2 separate regions of the Homo sapiens genome follow, and region 2 is linked to region 1. A link is a contact called in ENCODE Hi-C or POLR2A ChIA-PET data. All regions are on one chromosome and are shown on one strand. Each heading gives the region's core, a stretch centred on a gene start or an enhancer-like site at or near the end of the contact. The rest is flanking DNA. Distances are from core to core; before and after follow the strand shown. Region 1 has its middle 54 kb from the start of NCOR2. Region 2 has its middle 87 kb from the start of NCOR2.

What was found. Hi-C counts contacts between places; a loop is a spot of excess contacts on that map. ChIA-PET counts read pairs that join two places held with the same protein, here RNA polymerase II (POLR2A). Pooled maps may share reads with other maps.
Region 2: a map of ascending aorta shows a loop between it and region 1 (4-fold over the local background). The contact joins two enhancer-like sites. A Hi-C loop is called at or near these places in 9 of 168 maps with a recorded cell type or tissue (CD14-positive monocyte, CD8-positive, alpha-beta T cell, IMR-90 and 5 more) and 14 of 50 pooled maps. POLR2A ChIA-PET finds 5 or more read pairs at or near these places in 6 of 52 experiments (AG04449, AG04450, GM12878 and 3 more).

Annotation. Positions count from the first base shown.
Region 1 is chr12:124,619,546-124,624,138 of GRCh38, forward strand. No RefSeq gene overlaps it. Among named protein-coding and RNA genes, the nearest start is that of NCOR2, 54 kb to the left of the region's middle. RefSeq lists enhancers at 2,121-3,013, 3,014-3,907. Within about 2 kb of position 1,931, at least 21 of the 41 ENCODE cell types and tissues checked have a DNase peak (open chromatin) inside an H3K27ac peak, as active enhancers do; they include CD14-positive monocyte, ascending aorta and ovary, where a contact is called at or near this core.
Region 2 is chr12:124,652,094-124,656,602 of GRCh38, forward strand. No RefSeq gene overlaps it. Among named protein-coding and RNA genes, the nearest start is that of NCOR2, 87 kb to the left of the region's middle. RefSeq lists enhancers at 1-161, 162-675. Within about 2 kb of position 3,123, at least 28 of the 41 ENCODE cell types and tissues checked have a DNase peak (open chromatin) inside an H3K27ac peak, as active enhancers do; they include CD14-positive monocyte, ascending aorta and ovary, where a contact is called at or near this core.

The DNA of each region.
Region 1 (4,593 bases), core at 681-3,180:
CATGATTCCCGGCAGCCCACAGATGGATGCAACTCAAGTATCCAGTGACAGACTATGGGTAAACAAAAGGTGGCGTATCCATACAATGGAATACGACGCAGCCTTGAAAAAGGAAGGATATTCTGACACGGGCCACAACATGGATGAGCCTTGAGGACACTGTGCTGAGTGAAATAAGCCAGCCACAAAGGGACAAATACTGTATGATTCAATTTATGTACAGGTTGGACTAGTCCAACCTTAGAATAGTCAAATCCACAGATACAGAAAGTAGAATGGTGGGAGCCAGGGGCTGGCAGGAGCCAGGTGGAGAGTTGGTGTTTAATGGAGACAGAGTTTCAGTTTGGGAAGATGAAAAAATTCTGGAAATGGATGGTAGTGGTTGCACAACAATGTGACTGTCCTTAATGCTACCAACCTGTATACTTACAAATTGTTAAAATGGTAAATTTTATGATATATATTTTTTATCACAATAAGAAAATGTAGCATCCTTTATTTTCCACTCCAGCGAACTGTTGTTTAGTTCAAATCCTGTCTACCATGTAGTGGGGACCACATTGCACCCTCTGGGCCTGAGTAATCCGGGGAAGGCCTGTGATCCACTTCTGGCCAGAAACGTGAGGGAAGTATGCTGGCGGCTCCTGGGAAAAAGGTCTCACTAGAAAATGAGAAGGTTACAGGAAGAGAGGTTTGGTCCCTTTTGCCTCCTTCCCACCTCACCTTCCTTCCTGCCTTTGGATGTCATTGTGGGATGAAGTGATGTCTGCAGCTGTGGCAGCCATGGTGCCACCATGAGGAGAAGGCTAAGAGAATTGCAGAGATGCCAGCCCTGTATCCTGACACTGAGGAACTAGTGAACCCACCTGGGCTATGCCTGCTTCTCAATGTCCTCCGAAATAAACAATGAATGACCTTATGCTTTAAGCCACTGTGAGCCAAGGTTTTTGTTACTTGTAGCCAAGTGCCTCCCTAATGGATTCAATACACTCCTGCTTCTACGGACCTGGTGATATAGGGTTTGGGACAAGAGCTTTTTTTTTTTTTCTTGAGATAGGGCATCACTCTTTCACCCTGGCTGGAGTGCACTGGCGCAGTCACAGCTCCCTGCAGCCTCAGACTCCTGGACTCCAGCAGTCCTCCCGCCTCGGCCTCTCAAGTAGCCAGGCCCACAGGCACACCACCATGCCTGGCCAATTTTTAAAATTTTTTCTATAAAGACAGGGTCTTGCTATGTTGCCCAGGCTGATATTACATTCCAGGCCTTAAGCAATCCTCCTGCCTCAGGCTCTCAAAGTGCTGAGATTACAGGTGTGAGCCATTATGCCCAGCCAGGACAAGAGGCTTTGGATCCACCACGCCTGGGCTTGTATCTCAGCTCCTGACAGCTATGTGGCTATGAGTAAATTGGTCCACCCCTCTGGGCCACAGGTTTGCTAACTGCCAGATGAAGACAGTAGTGCTATGTGCTTTGTAAAGTAGATGGTGTGAGGCTGAATGCGTTATGGGATGTATGCATGTGCCTGGTACACAGTAAGAGATTAATTACACAGTAAGAGATTAACCAGTCTCTTCCATGGGACTCAGGATGACGCTTTTGCTGGGGAACGGTGAATCAACGGCCTGCTGCGGGCTCTGTCTGGGTGGAGGCTGGCTGGCCCAGCCACAGTCCCAGGGGCTGTGCCGCTTTCCCAGCTGACTGATGCAGAGGCCGCAGAGGCCTTGGGCTGCCGTCTGGGGAAGAGACATTGATCCAAGGTTGATTTGGGATTTTATTTTCCCTTCCCCTTTAACAAAAGCACGGAGTGTTTCCTTCAAGCAGGCTCATCAGTTCTTAGCCCAGGTACAGCCTTCCAGCTGGAGAGGAGTCAAGCATTCCTCTTTGCTGAGTTCAAGGTTGGCCCCTCTGTGCCGCCAGCGCTCAAGGATCCCCTGGAATGAACCCGAGTCGCAGCATTGCAGGAAGGCTGTGGTATGCGGGAGGGAGGCCGCCCTGCCAAGAGGACAAGCGGAGGCGGGATTTGGGCAGGATCACCTACCGAGGTGCCCACTACCCTCAGGAATCGAAGATCAAACAGACAAGACAACCTTGCTGGTGGCCAGCAGCCTAGGGTCCCCTGAGGATGTGCGGGGCAGGGGTTGGCAACTTCGATCACATTAGTAAGGCTGAGCTCATCTCCCAGCTGTCCGGAAACTGGGCCACCAATCTTAAATCCATTCCCCAGGCACCTCACTGAGGCCCAGAGAGATTTGGGGAGGATCTTGGAGGCAGTCGCAGCGCCCCCACAGAAGTGGGAAGTCCCAGTGGCCTGCTCCGTGGAATCAGGGCAAGTTGGCTCCTTGGCAAGATGGCAAAGCCCTGTGGCAATGAGGACTGTGGGCCCCACCCCGCCTTGTCCACCTGGCCTTCCTCAGTCTCTTCCACCCCCACCCCCAGTCCAGCCACTCTGTGCCGTCTTCTCTTAGGGCTTCTAAGACCAACATCCCTTTCACTCCATCCTCCAGGATGTGATTCTGAGCAACGTTTCCGCCCTAAGGAGTGGGGGCCTCTGCTTCTTGTTTAAATAATAAAGTCAAATCCTAATGCAATATGGGAAAAAACAAGGATGTGGGAAATCCTGGGGCCCCCAGAGAATGGGGAGGTGTGGCAGGGCCCCCACAGTGGAGGGCATTGAAAGCCGAGCAGAAGCCCCTGGACTGAGTTGGGAGGCAGTGGAGAGCCATGCACAAGCTCCACGTTGGGCTTGTACCCTCTGCTCCAGGCACACAGGCTTCCTATGACCCTCAGACATGCCTGCTCGGGTCCTGCCTCAGGGCCTTTGCACCCGTACCTGCTCAGGTCCCGCCTCAGGGCCTTTGCACCTGCATCTGCTCAGGTCCTGCCTCAGGGCCTTTGCACCTGCACCTGCTCAGGTCCTGCCTTAGGACCTTTGCACCTGCACCTGCACCTGCTAGGGTCCTGCTAGGGTCCTGCCTCAGGGCCTTTGCACCTGCAGTTCTTGGGGCCTGACATGCTCTTCCCCAGCTCTTGGCTTGGCTCCAGTGACAGGGTCACCTCCTCAAACAGGACATCCCCAGCAGCCTTTCTAAAGCGGCCCCGCCCTTCTCCTCTCTTCCTCATCATCTCAGTTCACAGAGTTCACGTCGCCTCTCACTGCCTGGGATGGCCTTGCCTGTCTGTCTGTGGCCTGTCTCCTTTCTGTTATAGCCCAGCTCCTGGGACAATAGGATGAACAAATGAAGGAGTGAATGAATGATGGAGCTGGGTTTGGGGGTTAATCACAGCAACACGCATGGCAATGTCTGGAGCCTGCAGGATGCCCTCCTATTCACACCCTGGGGGCCACTCCCCTGCAGCCCCAGTGTCTGCCTCTGCCCACACTCCAGCTGGGAGGCTCGCCGATGGCCCTGTGCCGGGAACTCCCGTTTCTGAGCCGGTACAGCAGCAAACTCTGTAGCGGTGCTCCCTGCCAGGTGCAGGCAGGAGCTGCAGGGACGCTTCTGAAGGGGCAGGAGGTCAGGATGGGAGGCAGGCACGCTCTTAGCTTCCCACTGGAGAACATTTCAGGGAAGCGACTTTTTGCCTGGAATGCCAAGGGCAGCCTCTTGTCCAGGGCACCGTGGGTCATTGTGCAGTGTGAGGTGAGGCCCTGGGGCTGCCTTCAACACCAGCCAGACCCCTCGCCAGGCAGGACACGAGAGAAGGCTGTGGGCTGGCAGGCTTAGCTAAGAAGTTCACTGAGAGGAATCTTCAGAGCTGGAGGGATGACACAGAAGTCCCCAGTGGTCAGCAGGTGGCCATGGGAAGGACCCAGGCCTGGAGGAGAGGTGGGACGGGGGTGGTCTAAGTCCCTTGTAACAGATGGCATTTTCCAGAGACAGCCTCTGCAATTTCTCCCATCCCACAAGATATTCTTCCCATATGACCTTTACCTCCCACTGCTGGAGAGTGGGGTTTATGTTCTCTCCCTCCTGAATCTGAGCACGTTCATGACTCACTCACAACTAATAGAATGTGGCAGAAGAGACGCTGCGTGGCCTCCAAGGCTAGGTCACAGAAGGTGATGCAGGTGCCTTCGTGCTATAGCCCTGAGATGCTGTGTAAGCATCTGACTGCCCAGGGCCGCCATGTTGTGAGGAAGTCCAAGTAGCCCGAAAGGGGGCTGTGGGTTGGTGTTGTGGCAGACAGTCCAGATACGTCCCAGCCCCCAGCCAGCTCCAACTGCCAAACAGGCACTTCCAGAAGGCCCTGGCATCCTGGAATAGAGACAAGACATCTGTGCTGTGCCTTGTGTGATTCTGAGCCATAGGATCTGTGAGCGTAATACGATGGCTGCTGGGCGCCCTAATGTTTTGAGGGATTCCTTACACAGCACAAGTACCCTGGCAACCGTGGCTCCACCTCCAGCCAGGCGTTATCACTGGGCTCCCTGTCTTCCTCTGCCCACCCGGCCAGCAAGTCAGGCCCTCCTCTGTTTAGAACTCCTTGGTGTCAGCCTGGCTTTGCTGCTTTCCCCAGGGGTAGGAAATGAGCCTTTCATTGAATTTCGTAACATGGCTCTTTGCTGTCCTCTCACCCACCTGGTGAGAGAA
Region 2 (4,509 bases), core at 1,873-4,372, 34 kb after region 1:
CCTGGCAGGCTCGAGCCAGCCCGTGCCTGCCCCCACCCCCCGCTGCAGCTGCCTGGTCCCACCCCGCAGAGGGATCAGGTTTTGGGGAGGGAAGAGGCTAAAACCAGCTCCCAGGATGGGAGACTTGGGAGCTCTGGTCAAACCATCCCTTTTCCTCTCCCATCCCAGACCTGGGGGAGAGACTGGGGTGCCACGAGGGCAGGAGTGACCAACTCCATCCAGGTTTGCCTGGGGCCATCCCAGTCTTAGTACCATGAGTCCTGTGTCCCAGGAACACCCTAGTCTGGAGCTCACGGAGGCAGCTGTGGACCCACCCGTATGGGGTTGTGGAGTTTCTCTTTCATTCCTCCTGGGAAAAGGCCTGTCCACAAGCCTCACACCCTTGCAACCCACTGGTGTTTCTGCGAAGGGTGGAGTGGGGAAAAGCGTATGTGTCTGCTCGCCTGTGTAGCCTTGTACAAACACTTACACCCCAACCTCAGTTTTGTCTTCTGGAGAATGGGGATAAGGATGCTACCCTCCTGGCAGAGCTGCTGAGAGGCTTAAAGGAGGGAGAGATTGTAAGTGGCCAGCAAGGGAGAGCTTTTATAAAGAACAGCACAGAGGGGAGATGGCAGGCAAAGCAGAGTGAGTGCTGGGGACATTCTGCAAGTGGAGGTGGCCACGGGCAGGGGCGGGTGCTGGTTGTGTGCCTAGAGTGTGCCAGGCCCACACGGGCTGTGTTCTCGGTTCACCCTCAGAGCTACCTAGGAGGGAACCCATGTAGTTCATGAATGTCATTACCCCCATTTTATGGATAAGGAAACTGAGGCTCTGGGGGCAGCCAGCAAGGGGCAAAGCCCTGCCCCCACCTGGCAGCAGCTGTCTTTGCAGATAGGAGCCTGCAGTGCAGGGGAGAGAAGGGACCCGTTTTTCCCGTCTGTTGCCCCGTCGTCACCCAGAGACCCAGAGGTGCTCGATGCTGGCAGCAGGAGCACCTGTGGGGCCCCAGGGCCAGGATGCCCTCCCAGACTCTGCCACCCACACCAGTGACTCCATCTTGGAGGTGGGAGCCTGTTTCCTCCTCTATAAAATGGGGATGAGGCCACTGAAGCAGTTGAAGGGAAGTTTCAGTGACCACCCGTGGCCAGCGCCGAGCCACGCAGGCTGGGGCACCCGGGGACTCCATGTGAGTGGCCAGGGTTGGAATCCTGATGATCCTGGGGACCTAGGGACACCTGCAGGGGACTGCAGCTCCCCTACCGCCTCCCAGCTGGGTGGGGCGTCTCTCTGTGCTCCCCCCATTACGGGCCACGGGCCACATCGTTCTGAGCTGTAACTTCCTGCTTACTCCTTGCTACACGCCTGTCTCCCTCCCTGCTGGGTCGCTGCAGGCAGATGCTTATTCGGGAGCTGGAGTCCAGGCTTCACCTCCTGGAGCCCTGTCCCCACCTTGGAGCAGTAGGGACAAAGCAGATGTCCCCTCCCACACCATGTCCTGGACGACTCCCTAGACCAGGGATTCTCAAAGTGAGGTCTGAGACTCTTGGAGGGATCCACAGGGTCCTTCTTTTCCTTCCCTACATCTCTGTGAGGTCGGGTTTTCTTCATGTCCTTCAACCAAAACGCCAAGTCACACCAGACCGGATGCAAAAGCAGATTTGGGAATCCAGCTCTCTTCTAAGGGACTGGACGTGAAAGAGGTTTGCAAAATTGTGAAACATACGATGCCACTCTCTTCTCACTATTTCTTTATGTTTGGGAAAAAAATGTTATCTTTCTTAAAATATATTACTCAACATATTAAGGAGCATAAAATTGTTCTTTTAAAATAAATGCATGTTTTGAAATTTTATCATGTTAATCTCTAATGCAGTAAATACTGATAAATAGAACCCACATAAACAAAAGCCCTTTTGGAGTCCTCAGTAATTTCTAAGGGTGTCATAGGGTCTAGGGGCCAAACAGTCTGGGAACTGCTCCCTTAAACAGCAATCTTACTTGATCCTTAAATTAAAATGGCTAACAGCAGCCGGGCACAGTGGCTCATGCCTGTAATTCCAGCACTTTGGGAGGCCAAGGCGGGCGGATGGATCGCCTGAGATCAGGAGTTGGAGACCAGCCTGGCCAACATGGTGAAACCCCGTCTCTACTAAAAATACAAAAATTAGCTGGGTGTGGTGATGCACACCTGTAATCCCAGCTACTCAGGAGGCTGAGGCAGGAGAATCGCTTGAACCCGGGAGGCAGAGCTTGCAGTGAACCAAGATCGTGCCACTGCACTCCAGCCTGGGTGACAGTGAGAATCTGTCTCCAAAAAAAAAAAAAAAAAAAATAGCAAAGAGTTACTTCACACTTTCTATGCACCTGGCATTGTCTGAACCTTGTGCATGGACAGTTGTACAGAGACATACACATAGATACTATCTAACAGCACACGAACCCTCTGAGGTGGGTTTCAATTACCCCATTTTACATATGGGGAACTCAGGCTCTAAGTGGCCCCTTAACCACCAGGGGCCACTGCCTCTGGGGAAGCCCCCCCACTGGGACCCTCAAAGTCTGTTTCAGGAGTGGCTGAGATTCCAGGACAAACCACCTGGAATTCTCAAAGTTGGCCCCCACCTTGGAAAATCCCCTGAGGCTCACTGGCCCAGACTACCTTGGGGGACCCCAAACCCTGGCATGTCCTGGTCACTTGCTCTGAAGGAAGCCTGGCCACTGCTCACTCACCCACCTCCCGCCACACCAGGCCTCCGGCTTTTCCGTGCTGCTCTTCGGACACCCAAACTGTGCCAGCCTCGGGGCTTTTGCACCTGCTGTTCCCTCCCGCCGGAATGCCTTTCCTCCACGTGGGGCCCGTCATCGTCCCTGGCCTCTCATGTAAAATAGCAGCACCCTCTCCCACTCGTCTTCCCCTCCACCCTTTCGCTGCTATTTCCTGTGTGACACTCGGCACTATGGGACATTGTGTTGTGGATGCACTGGTTCAGGGGTTCAGTGTCTGTCTCCCTGTGGAAATCTAAACCCGGTAAGAGCCCAGGCACAGCAACAGGTCCCAGCATGGTGGACTCAGTGAGTGGATGAACAGGATACGGGGACAGGAGAGTCACGCCTGGCTACAGGGACGCCCATCCACCTCCTCCAGCCTGGCTGACCGGCGCCGTGCTGGCCTGCTGCCCAGACTTGCCAGATCTTTCGATTTTTCAAAAGAAGCTGAACATCCAGATTTTTATGTAAAATCTTTTTTTTTTTTCACTAGCAACTTATTCAAATTAACAAAAAGAAAAAAACAGCTTGGTGAGCCAAACCTTATGTAGATAAACTCAGTTTGGCTAATCAGACTCGCCTTGCCTTCTAAGGGGAGGTGACATTTGAACAAGACTGGAAAGCCTTCAGAGCTAGGCGCAGGCCAAGCAGGGGAGGAGGGGAACAGGGTCGTGCCAGGCCAGCTGGGGCTGGGTTGTGGGGAGCATTTGAGAGGTCCGCACTCCGTGGACAGGCCCGTCACCCTTCCCCTTGGCTTCGGAAGTCTCCCCACCTCCCCCCGACCCCAGGCCCAGCTGGCTGCAAGCCATACACTTGAAGCATATGCGTGGAGTGTTTTGAGAAACGGAACACACAATACATCGCAAATAAGGCTGCTTCTCCGTCTGGCTGGGACACATCTCCACGCTCCGCCAGATGGTCCCCCGCCGCCTCCCCAGCTGAGGCCGGGGCTTTGTGAGGTTGCATTCTGCGTAGAGGCTCCTCTCCATTCTGCAAGAGGCTGCTGGGAAGCTCTCTCCCCGGGGTGGCCGGGAGGATTTTTCTTGGCCCACAGACAGGAAGCTGATTCAGCCGGGAACCTTCTTCTGCATTCAGAACCCCCACAGCTCCATCCTCCTCCATCCCCTGCCCACCACGCTCCATCCCCCACCAGCCCCCATGACCCAGAGCCCCAGTGCGCTGGTGTTTATTGCTAATTGTTTTCAGACAGATGGTGTGGCCCAGAGTCTAATTCCCCAGGCTAGGGGGCGGGGGATGCTAGAGGAGAAGGCCGTGACCTTGACCACTTGCATTCTTGAAGAAAATGTTTGGCCCAGCCTGGGAGGCGGGGCGGTGGGCAGTGATGGCTAGGGCTTACAGAGGGGAAGTTTCAGGGCTTTGAGAAGGGAACAGGGGAGTAGGAGGAGGCTTTGAAATGTGGGAAACAACCCTGCAGCCCCAAGGGCTGATAAAGCTGGCTGGAGAATGGCCCCACCTTCAGGAAGCCCTCTGGGATTGAAGCCTGCGAGGCAGGGAGAATTCCTCCTGCAGGGTTGGATTTAGGGATGTGGGGAGTAGGGGATTTGTGGGGAGGGTGGAAGACCTCCCCACAATTTAATAAGGAGCCTCACTTTTTTTTTTTTTTTTTTTTGAGACAGAGTCTCACCCTTTTGCCAGGCTAGAGTGCAGTGGCGCGATCTCGGCTCACTGCAACCTCTGACCCCCTGGTTCAACCAATTCTCCTGCCTCAGCCTACTGAGTAGCTGGGATTGCAGGCACGCA